Regions from separate parts of the Homo sapiens genome. Here region 2 is linked to region 1. A link is an interaction called in ENCODE POLR2A ChIA-PET data of the cell type or tissue named here. Cell type or tissue: K562. All regions are shown on one strand. Links, peaks and the distances in the headings refer to the core of each region. The heading gives the core; the rest is flanking DNA.

The links. Peaks named below come from ENCODE experiments on the same cell type or tissue, not always from the same donor. Only the 100,000 strongest peaks of a DNase experiment are listed, where the experiment ranks them.
Region 2: POLR2A ChIA-PET joins it to region 1 with 5 read pairs; 3 of 35 experiments call an interaction of 5 or more read pairs at or near these places.

Annotation. Positions count from the first base shown.
Region 1 is chr2:201,785,453-201,790,831 of GRCh38, forward strand. No RefSeq gene overlaps it. Among named protein-coding and RNA genes, the nearest start is that of ALS2, 7.2 kb to the left of the region's middle. In K562, for the core only: no CTCF peak of the experiment used is centred there; a DNase peak (open chromatin) is centred at 2,229.
Region 2 is chr2:201,198,939-201,204,317 of GRCh38, forward strand. CASP10 (caspase 10) reads left to right here. Exons shown (of 10, transcript NM_032977.4): 6 at 4,792-4,828. Among named protein-coding and RNA genes, the nearest start is that of CASP10, 18 kb to the left of the region's middle. In K562, for the core only: no CTCF peak of the experiment used is centred there; no DNase peak of the experiment used is centred there.

The DNA.
Region 1 (5,379 bases), core at 61-5,060:
GGTCCATTCAGTTGGGTGGGGGACTCAGGATTTTAATTTTAGTTATCAACAAATAGATAGGTATAACATATATTTTTATCCTAGTATATGCATGTATTAGCTCTGAAAGGATAAAGAGTGGCTACCACTGTGGAGGGGAATCAGGAACAAGAGGGAGAAGAAAATTCACTTTTCCCTCTATGCCATTTTGTGCTGTTTAAATTTTTAATCATATGCTCTTTACTTATTTTTAAAGCTTTTAAACTTTATTTTGGCAGGGTCTTGCTCCATCGCCAAGGCTGAAGTACAGTGGCACAATCTTGGCTCACTGCAGCCTTGACTTCCTAGGGTCAAGTGATCCTCCCACCTCAAGCTCCCAAGTAGCTGGGATTACAGGTGCACACACCTGGCTAATTTTTGTATTTTTAGTAGAGATGGGGTTTCACATGTGGCCCAGGTGGCCCAGGCTGGTCTCGAACTCCTGATCTCAAGCGATCCGCCTGCCTTGGCCTCCCAAAATGGTGGGATTACAGGCGTGAGCCACTGCACCCATCCCTAAACATTTTCCTTAAGGGTCTAGTTCTCAATCGTATCTTCCTTTCACTTTTTTCTTCCTTGACTGCCGGGACACACTCCTTCCAAGAGTCATAGCAGGAGTTTCCCCCCTACTCCTTCAGACCTTTCCTTTACCTTTGCAGACTCCTTTCACCTGCCCCTTAAATTCAGGGACAAAATAAATATTTATTACATACTTATTATGTGTCAGGCATTGTTATAGGCGCTGAAAAGACATAATAATGAATAAAATAGACACGAGTCCCTGATCTCATGGAACAAACACTCTGGTGGTGTGGAAGAGAGTCTCAACACGGAAGTCATCACTTCCTCCCTCCATGCATACAAACATCATTATTGACATCAAGAGATGGATCCTGTGTCCTCTCCCCGCAAATGTAGGCTAGCCTTGAGACTTTCTTTTTTAAGTAATAGAATGTGGCAGTAATGAAGTTCTGAATCAAGGCCTTAAAGAGAACTGGCAGCTTCCATGTTTCTCTCTAAAAAGCCAGCTTCCATGTTTTTCTCTAAAAAGCCAGCTTCCATGGTATACCCCAGATTGATTGACCATATGAAGAGAGAGGTCACATGGATAAACACTGAGGTACCAGACATATGAGTAAAGCCTTCTGGGACCTTCCAGGTCAGCCCAGTCACCATCTGAATGCAGCTGAATGAGTGGCATCAGCCAATGCCAAGTGAAGCAGAAGAACAGCCTAGTCAAACACTTCCTGAATTCCTGACCTAAATTCCTGAGAAATAATAAGTTGTTGCTTTAAGCCACCAAGTTTTGGGGTGGTTGGTTATGCAGCAGTAACTGAAACAAGTGGGAAGAATGGGAGATAATAAATCTAAAATATGGTAATGACCAGGGCTATAAAGAGGCAAAATAGTGCAGTAGCTAAAAGGCCATGCTGGAGCCAGACAGCCTGCATTCACATTTCAACTCCAGCTTTGTGACCTTGGTGCAATTTGTTTAACCTCCCTGTGTCTCAATGTCATCATCCAGAAAACGGATAATAATGTTGCCTACTTTATGGAGTGATATGAGATTTAAATGACCTAATATATATAAAGTGCTATTGTACCTGGTACATAGTAAATGTTATGTATGTTGTTATTACTATTATTATTGAGAACAACAAAGAAAGGTGAGGAACTAGAAGGCAAAGGGTCTAATTTTATATTAACTGGACAGGGAAAGCCTCTCTTTTAAGAAGACATCTGGGCCGGATGTGGTGGCTTACGCCTGTAATCCCAGCATTTTGGGAGGCCAAGGTGGGCGGATCACGAGGTCAGGAGATCGAGACCATCCTGGCTAACACAATGAAACCCCGTCTCTACTAAAAAATACAAAAAATTAGCCGGGCGTGGTGATGGGCCCCTGTAGTCCCAGCTACTCGGGAGGCTGAGGCAGGAGAATGGCGTGAACCCAGGAGGCAGAGCTTGCAGTGAGCTGAGATCGCGCCACTGCACCCCAGCCTGGGCGACAGAGTGAGACTCCGTCTCAAAAAAAAAAAAAAAAAAGAAGAAGACATCTGAACAGAGACCTGTAAAGAAGTGAGGACATAAACCACATGGACATAACTGCAAAGGCAAGGAGGGTGCTGCTGCTAGAGCTGAGAAAAGGGTGGGAAGGTGAGAGATAAGATAAGAGCCAGTAGATAATGATCTGGTAATAGGGCCAGGAAAAGAACTAAGGGTTTATCTGAGTGATACAGGCAACCCTTGGAGGCCTTTTCACAGAGGGTTTTGTAATCTAGCTTCCCTTTTTCAAGGGATGATTGTTCTGCTTTGTGGAGAGTAGAGAACAGAATGTAGGAGTGGAAGATTGGAAGCGGAAAGATCAGTAAGAGGCTAATGTAATAGTTGCAGATAGTTATGATGGCTTAGCCCCAAGCGGCAATTGAGGAAAAGGTAAAAAGCGGTTTGGTTCTGGATGTATTTTGAAGGTAGAGCCTGCCATATTTGCTCATTGATTAGACATGAGCTTTGAAAAAAAGAATTAAGGCCTGAGTTATTGGTAAAGATGAGCTGGCTGGGTGCAGTGGCTTACGCTTGTAATACCAGCACTTTGGGAGGCTGAGGCAGGAGGATCACCAGAGGTCAGGAGTTCGAAACCAGCCTGACCAACATGGTGAAACCCCGTCTCTACTAAAAATGCAAAAATTAGCTGGACGTCATGGCATCTGCCTGTAATCCCAGCTACTAGGGAGACTGAGGCAGAAGAATCGCTTGAACTTGGGAGGTGGAGGTTGCAGTAAGCAACCTTGCACTCAACTCCGTCTCAAAAAAAAAAAATAAGCTGTAATTTACTGAGATAGGGAAGACTGGAAAAAGAGTATATTGGAGGCTATGGGAAGGAAGTATTAGGTTTTCATGTTCAGAAAGTGGCAATATTTTATATGGCTACTAGGCATTGACTGGATAGGAGTCTGGTGTTGAGGAGAATGATCAGGGCTGGAGATATAACACTGGAAGTCATTGATAGAAAAGAGAAGCAGTCTGAAGCCTGAGCCCTGGGACACTCATTCTATTTAGAGATTGTAAGATGGAAAGCATCTAGTCCAAGATCCTGCTGGGTTCTCTGAAGGGAGAAATCATTTGTGTTTGAGAATGATTTGTGTTCGTGAATGAGAACAGAAAGAAGGCCAAAAATAGCTAGCAGAGAAGGGGTGAGAGGGAAGAGTGGCACAAAATGAGGTTACAACGATCATGTAGCGGTTGGTAGGCCAGAGTATGACTTTGTATTTTATCCTAAATCCATCAGAAAGTTTTAAGTGGGGGAATGACCTGACCTGATTTGTATTTTTCAAAGTTCATTCTAGCGTGTGCTTTACAGGTACTTCCATTTCATTAAACAGAATATTAAAAAGATGTTTACTTAAGAGTTAGGAGTTCATAAAATTAATATTATTTGTTTAAGTTCATTCAGACTGAATAGATTATAGGAAATTTAGGAAGGAAGTAACCGCCCAATGGCTTCACCTTTCCTGCTGCCTAGACAGAGCTGATTTATCAAGGAAAATTTATCAGGGAAATTACAATGGAGAAAGAGTAATTCAGGCAGAGCTGGTGTGCGGGAGACCAGAGTTTTATTATTACTCAAATCAGTCTTGGGGGATCGGAGCTTTTAAAGACAAAGTGGCAGGTAGGGGCTTGGGAAGTGGGGAGTGCTGACTGGTAAGATTGGAGATGGAATCATAGGGGGTCGAAGTGGGTTTTCTGGCTGTCTTCTGTTCCTGAGTGGGATGACAGAACTGGTTGAGCCAGATTATGGGTCCGGGTGGTGTCAGCTGATCCATCCAGTGCAGGGTCTGCAAAATATCCCAAGCACTGATCTTAGGTTTTATAATAGTAACATTATCCCCAGGAGCAATTTGGGGAGGTTCAGACTCTTGGAGCCAGAGGCTGCATGACTCCTAAACCTAATTTCTAGTCTTATAACTACCTTGTTAGTCCTGCAAAGGCAAACTGGTCCCCAGGCATGAAGGGGCCCTTTTTCATGAAAGGGTTATTATCAATTTTGTTTCAGAGTCAAACCATGAACTGATTTCCTTCCCAAAGTTAGTTTGGCCTTCACCCAGGAATGAACAAGGACAGCTCAAAGGTTAGAAGCAGGATCGAGTCGGTTAGGTCTGATCACTTTCACTGTCATAATTTCCTCAGTTTTAATTTTTGCAAAGGTGGTTTCAGAAGCAGGGAAACTTAGTAGAAGGTATTGCTTTAGGCCAGATGAGGGATGGTGATGCTTGGACTAGAGAGAGACAGCTGTATGAATAGAGAATTAGATAGATTTGAGTTACTTTCTGGAAGTAGAATTGACATGATTTACTGATGGATTAAATGTGAGATTTTATTTGTATGCTGCCTGGGTTTACTTTTCTGAGTAACTGATTGATGGGAATACCATTTTCTGGGTTTTGTTGTTGTTGTTGTTGTTTTCTTTTTTTTGAGACAGAGTCTCACTCTGTCACCCAGGCTGGAGTACAGTGGCACGATCTTGGCTCACTGCAACCTCTGCCTCCCAGGTTCACACCATTCTCCTGCCTCAGCCTCCCAAGTAGCTGGGACTACAGGCATGTGCCACCATGCCCGGCTAATTTTTTTTTTTGTATTTTTAGTAGAGACAGGGTTTCACCGTGTTAGCCAGGATGGTCTCGATCTCCTGACCTCATGATCCGCCCGCCTCAGCCTCCCAAAGTGCTGGGATTACAGGCATGAGCCACCACGCCCGGCCAAGAATACCATTTTCTGAACTGGAGAAAACTAAGGAGAAGCCATCTCTGCACAGTTCAAGAAATCTGTTTTTGCCATATTATTAAACTTTGGAATACCTTTTAGGCAGTCAAGTAGAAATGTCAAATTGACAGTTGGTGTTGTAAAGAAGTCACGCTGGAGATTTGAGAATTATTCATAGATAGGCGCCGTTCAAAGCCAAGGGACTAGATGAAGTTATCTAGAAGCAAAGTACAGATAAGGCCCAGACTGAACACTGGGTCCACTCAAATTAGGAAGTTGAGCAGGGGAGGAGGAATCAGCAAAGATGGTTGCAGAGGAGTCCCCAGAGAGGCAGGAGGAAAACCAAGGAAGTGCCCACTTCACAGAATCAAGGAGGCTTTCAAAAAGGGTGGCATGATTATGGTGTTAAATGCCACCAAAGAGTAAAGCAAGGTAAGATCTGAGAAGTAGCCTTTGGATTTTGATAGCATGGAATTTCTGGTGACTTGGCAAAGGCAGGTTTGTTAGAGCAATAAACCCAGAAACTTTATTGGGGTGAGTTAAAGACAGAATAGGAGGTGAGGAAGTGAAGACATCTCCTTCAAGGTTTGCTGCGGAGTCAAA
Region 2 (5,379 bases), core at 154-5,153, 590 kb before region 1:
TTATAGAAAAGTTGCAAGAATGTGAATAATATAAAGAATACCTATGTACTGTTTTCCTAGATTTACCTACCTGTTGTTGATGTTTTACCCCATTTGCTTTATTATTTTTGTGCATTTACTCACACTTGCTCTCTTTCTCCCTTTCTCTCCACACACACATAATTTTTTTCTGAACTTTTTGAGAGTAAGTTGCATACATCATGGCCTTTTACTCCTAAATATTTTCGTGTGTATTTCCTAATAATAAGGATATTCTTTTACAGAACTATAACACAATTATCAATGCCAGTAAAGTTATGTTAATATAATACTTTTATCAAATCAATGGTCCATATTCCAATTTTGTCTGTTGAACCCAATAATGTCCTTGACAGTTTTTAAACCATCTAGTACAAAATTCCACATAGGATCCTATATAAATGCAACACAAGGCTGGGTATGTTGGCTCACACCTGTAATCCCAGCACTTTGGGAGGCCGAGGTGGGAGGACCACTTGAGGCCAGGAGTTCAAGGTGAGCCTGGGCAACATAGTGAGACCCTCTCTAAAAGAAAATAATAAAAATTAAAAATACAATATAATACAATACAATATTGTATTTAGTTGTCATGATCCTTTAGTCTCCTTTAATCTTTTTTTTTTTTTTTTTTTTTTTGAAACTGAGTCTCACCCTGTCACCCAGGCTGAAGTACAGTGGCATGATCTCGGCTCACTATAACCTCCACCTCCCAGGTTAAAGCAATTCTTGTGCCTCAGCCTCCCAAGTATCTGAGATTACAGGCATGCACCACCACATTCGGCTAATTTTTGTATTTTTAGTAGAGATGGCATTTCACCATGTTGGCCAGGCTGGTCTCGTACTCCTGACCTAAGTTATCTGCCTGCCCCAGCCTCCCAAAGTGCTGGGATTACAGGCGTGAGCCACCATGCTTGGCATAGTCTCCTTTAATCTTGAACATTTCCACAACTTTTATGACATTTAATTTCCTCTTTTATGCCATTGAGACTTTTGAAGAATGCAGTCACTCCTCCCACCTTTCATTAAATAGAATTTTCCTTATCTTTGGTACATGTGGTATTTCCTCATAATTAGATTCAAGCTGTACGTTCTGGCCAGAATATCACAGAAGTGATGTGTCTTTCTCAGGGCATCCCATCTGGAAATACGTCATGTCCATCTGCCCCCCTATTCGTGATGCTAATTTTGATTATTTGGTCAAGATATTTTCTGATATTATCACTCTGCAGTTAATTTTATATAGTTACTATTTTTTCCCCACGCAATTAATAAGCAAGTGCTGGAGAGACATTTTAAGATTCTGTAAATATCCTGCTGCACATGAAAAGTTTCCCCCTAGATTGAGCGTCTGCTGATGATTCTTGTGTGATCCAGCATTTACTATGTTGGTTGTAAAACAATGCTTTTCTGACTCCAGTATTCTCTCCACATTCGTAAGTTGGCTCTCAGCATTCTACTGTAAAGAAGGACCCTCCTTTCTCCCCAGGAAGGTGTTTTTGTTTTTTTAAATGAAGGAGACCGTGGAAACTCGCCAGATGACCTGTAGCTCCTGGAGCTTGGCAAAGGCTGGGCAAACGCCCACCTGAAGACTATGCAGGCAATCAGGACATGACACAGAGCCGGGAGAGGCCTGCTCTTCGGCTCTGCCCTGAACCTCATTCGGCAGGTGGAGGTATTTAGGCATTTGAGGGAATCTCAGCTTTGGGAGGCCACTTTGTAAGTGATCTTAAGAGATTAAGTACATCCTTAATTAAAAGAAATGGTAACACCTCCGCCTGCTTGCTGTGAGTTTATTCATTTGAATTCCCCATCTCCCCCAATGGGAAATAACACAGAATTGCAATTATTTATAAAATCTTAAATTGGCTTCTTTTCTCTAGGAAAATAGCCCTTGATTCAATTAATTCCAATCCTAGAAAAGCGCCTAGATATCTGATTGAGGTATTGAGGGAGAGAGGCTGCTCCCCTTGATTCTTTTACTATAATCCAATTAAAGCAACATTTATGGGCCAACTCCCTGGCCATGGGCACAGCTTTGTTTAGAGAGTTGCAAATCCATTCCCACCTCCCCGCTCCCCCAGAAGCTCTTTATTATTTTATTTTATTTATTTATTTTTTTGAGATGGAGTCTCGCTCTGTCACCCAGGCTGGAGTGCAATCTCAGCTCAATGCAACCTCAGCCTCCCGGGTTCAAATGATTCTCATGCCTCAGCTTCCCTAGTAGCTGGGATTACAGGCACCCGCCACCATGCCTGGCTAATTTTTTTTGTATTTTTAGTAGATACAGGATTTCACCATGTTGACTTAAGGTGATCCACCCTCCTGAGTCTCCCAAAGTGCTGGGATTACAGGCATGAGCTATTGTGCATGGCCATCCCAGAAGCTCTTTAAAATGTGGTTTTCCAGCACTGACATTTTAGGATTCCCTAATTCTAAGTTAAATTGTCTGCTAAATGTAACTCTTCCCACCCACTTTTTCAACTTGTTTTGTGCTCAGATACTGACATGCATGTAGAAACACACACACACACACACACACGATTCTGCTCGTTGTCTTTGAGAAATTCAGTGGTTTCTAAAGGGGCATGGCTCAGCTGTGGCCTCTGAAGCGCTGTGGTTCCGCTGACGTGGGATGATAACTTGGCCACGGCACATGCAGTAGGGGGATAGTCGTGGCAGTACTAGAAGTGCAAAGGGGACTGGGGCACAGCATCTCACGTGTTTTCACAGACTTTTAAGGTTGGAAGGTGTCTTAAAAGTTATCTGGGCAGCCCTTTCCCTCTCCATCAAATGATGAATAAAATAAAACTTGGTGAAACATCTCATGTTTCTTAAGCACCTGAGGATTTTTTTTTTAAATTTAAAAGAACACTGCCAATAATTGGGCTCAATGAGAAGGAACTCTCATCGAATTTTAAGCAACATCTCCTAATATGTTTAAAAATTAAATTTATTTTTTTCTCAGCCCCCTGCAACTTCAGCCTCCCAGGTTCAAGTGATTTTCCTGCCTCAGCCTCCTGAGTAGCTGGGATTACAGGCACGTGCCACCGCACCCAGCAAATTTTTTGTATTTTTAGTAGAGATGGGGTTTCGCCATGTTGGCCAGGCTGGTCTCGAACTCCTGACCTCAGGTGATCCACCTGCTTCAGCTCCCAAAGTGCTGGGATTACAGGCGTGAGCCACCGTACCCGGCCAAATCGATTTTTTTGAGTGTGGCATAAGGTTTTCTTAAGGAGAGGCATGTCTCTCTATGGAGGAGACCTAACACCTGCTTCTTTATAAGGCCTTATTGGACCCCTCTTGAAAACTATCAAAAGAAGTTGAAAGATGATTCAGTGTGGCCAGGCTGTGGGACATTCACTCATTCATTCATTCATTCCTCTCTGACATAGAGACTTGAGAGGTGTCAACAGAGGATGCAACATTCTCGGGAGAAGAAAGGCAGATTAGACCTTAAAGCTTTTTTCTAGTCCCTGTTCTGGCTGACTTTATCAGCCAAGGGAAGAACAAATCAAGGAAAGCCAGGGCCTGGAGGGGCTGGGCAGAGCCTGCTGCTGTGTCTGCATTGCCCCTAATCCCAGAAGACTCACTCAACTGCTGGACAAAACCAGAAGGCAGTCTGGCCAGGCCCTTGTCTGCCTCTTAGAAGAAATCTAGGATTCTACAGGAAGGGAACAGTGGCTTATGAAAAGAAAGGCAGGAAGCCTTTTGGAAAGTGAAGCTAAGCCTCCTTTGCATTTGTTCCTGCAGAGCTGGGGGAACAGCTCTTCCCCAACACCTTGGTCAGGTCCCCTTGGGGGCTTTCTGCTGAAGGCTGACGGCTGAGAGTCATAGGGGGAAGGGGGTGATGGTGAATGGGGAGGAGGGTACAGAAAAGACAGGGTCTTAGACTTTGTTTTAATTTTGTATTTAATTATATAAAACATTAATGTATGCCCAAGGTAGTGCATCCTTGCCTCTCCTCCCCACCTCGATTGCCATTTTTATTTGTTTTTTGATTTATCTTATTACTTTTGAAAAAAATCCAACGTATATCTTCCCTTTATTACAAAAGAGGTAGTGCACTCAAATACCATTTCATTTTGCTTTCTCCATATGACAGCATCCCCTGGAGAAGGGTATAGAGGCTGTCCTTGGCATCTTACTCCACTATGTGGACATACCACAGCTTTTTCAATCACTTCCTATTGGTGGACATTAGGCTATTTCCAGTCCTTAGTGTAAATAATGCTGCAATGAGTAAGTACCCTTGAGCATATGTCACACTGTATTTTTGCCAGTGCGTCTTTGTGAACCTTCTCCTTTGGATGGAGAGAGTTGGTTCTCTTCCCATTTCCTGCCAATGAACTTTCTTTTTTTTTTTTTTTTGAGACAGAGTCTTGCTCTGTCACCCAGGCTGGAGTGCAGTTGCGCAATCTCGGCCCACTGCAACCTCTGCCTCCCAGGTTCAAGTGATTCTCCTGCCTCAGCCTCCTGAGTAGCTGGGATTACTGGCATGCGCTACCACACCCGGCTAATTTTTTTATTTTTAGTAGAGGTGGGGTTTCACCATGTTAGTCAGGCTGGTCTCGAACTCCTGACCTCAGGTGATCCACCTGCCTTGGCCTCCCAAAGTGCTGGGATTACAGGCATGAGCCACCGCAACCGGCCCAATGACCTTTTCTGTGGCTGTGGATTAGATATCTGTCCTTCCCTGCATCAAGTCTAGTTTTTGTTCCTCATCCTAACTGTGTGAAATTCCTATGTTTCATGCCCTCCTTTCTTTTTTCTCAGCAGGAGTCCTGGCAAAATAAGCATGCAGGTAGTAATGGTAGGTATTTCTAATGTACTTTTTACAACTTAGATCGGTATGGTAGGGATAGACATATTTGATATATACCAAGGAATTCAAGGTGACTTGGAAGAGAAGCTTTATAAATAATGAATAATTCATTTTTTATTCCAATTCAAGGCAAGACATTGAATGCATGGATTGTACTAGGCTTTTCTATGGCAGTATGGAGAGGGCTGGGTGGTTTCTGCTCTGAATGCCTAGTATAGCAGATTCTAGGGACTGCAGGCGGCTGTTCTTCCTCCACCCTTCAGAATTAGGCCACCCTCTGTGCAGCAGAAACAGCCCCCGCAGGGCTGAAGCCTTCAGGCCAGTAGTGACAGCAGAATGTGCAGTCTGGGTGCGTGTCCTCTATGGAGTGGTTCCAGATGTTGCTTCAGAGGGAGAGAAGAAGCAAGAGGAGGGACTTGAGGATGGTGTGTTTAGTTCCCTGAATCCCTGCCCAGAAACCATAACCTTAGGAAAATATTCCAGAATCTGCCATCAGGTTAAACTGCTTATGAACAAACAGGCTTTGGCGAAGTCTTTCT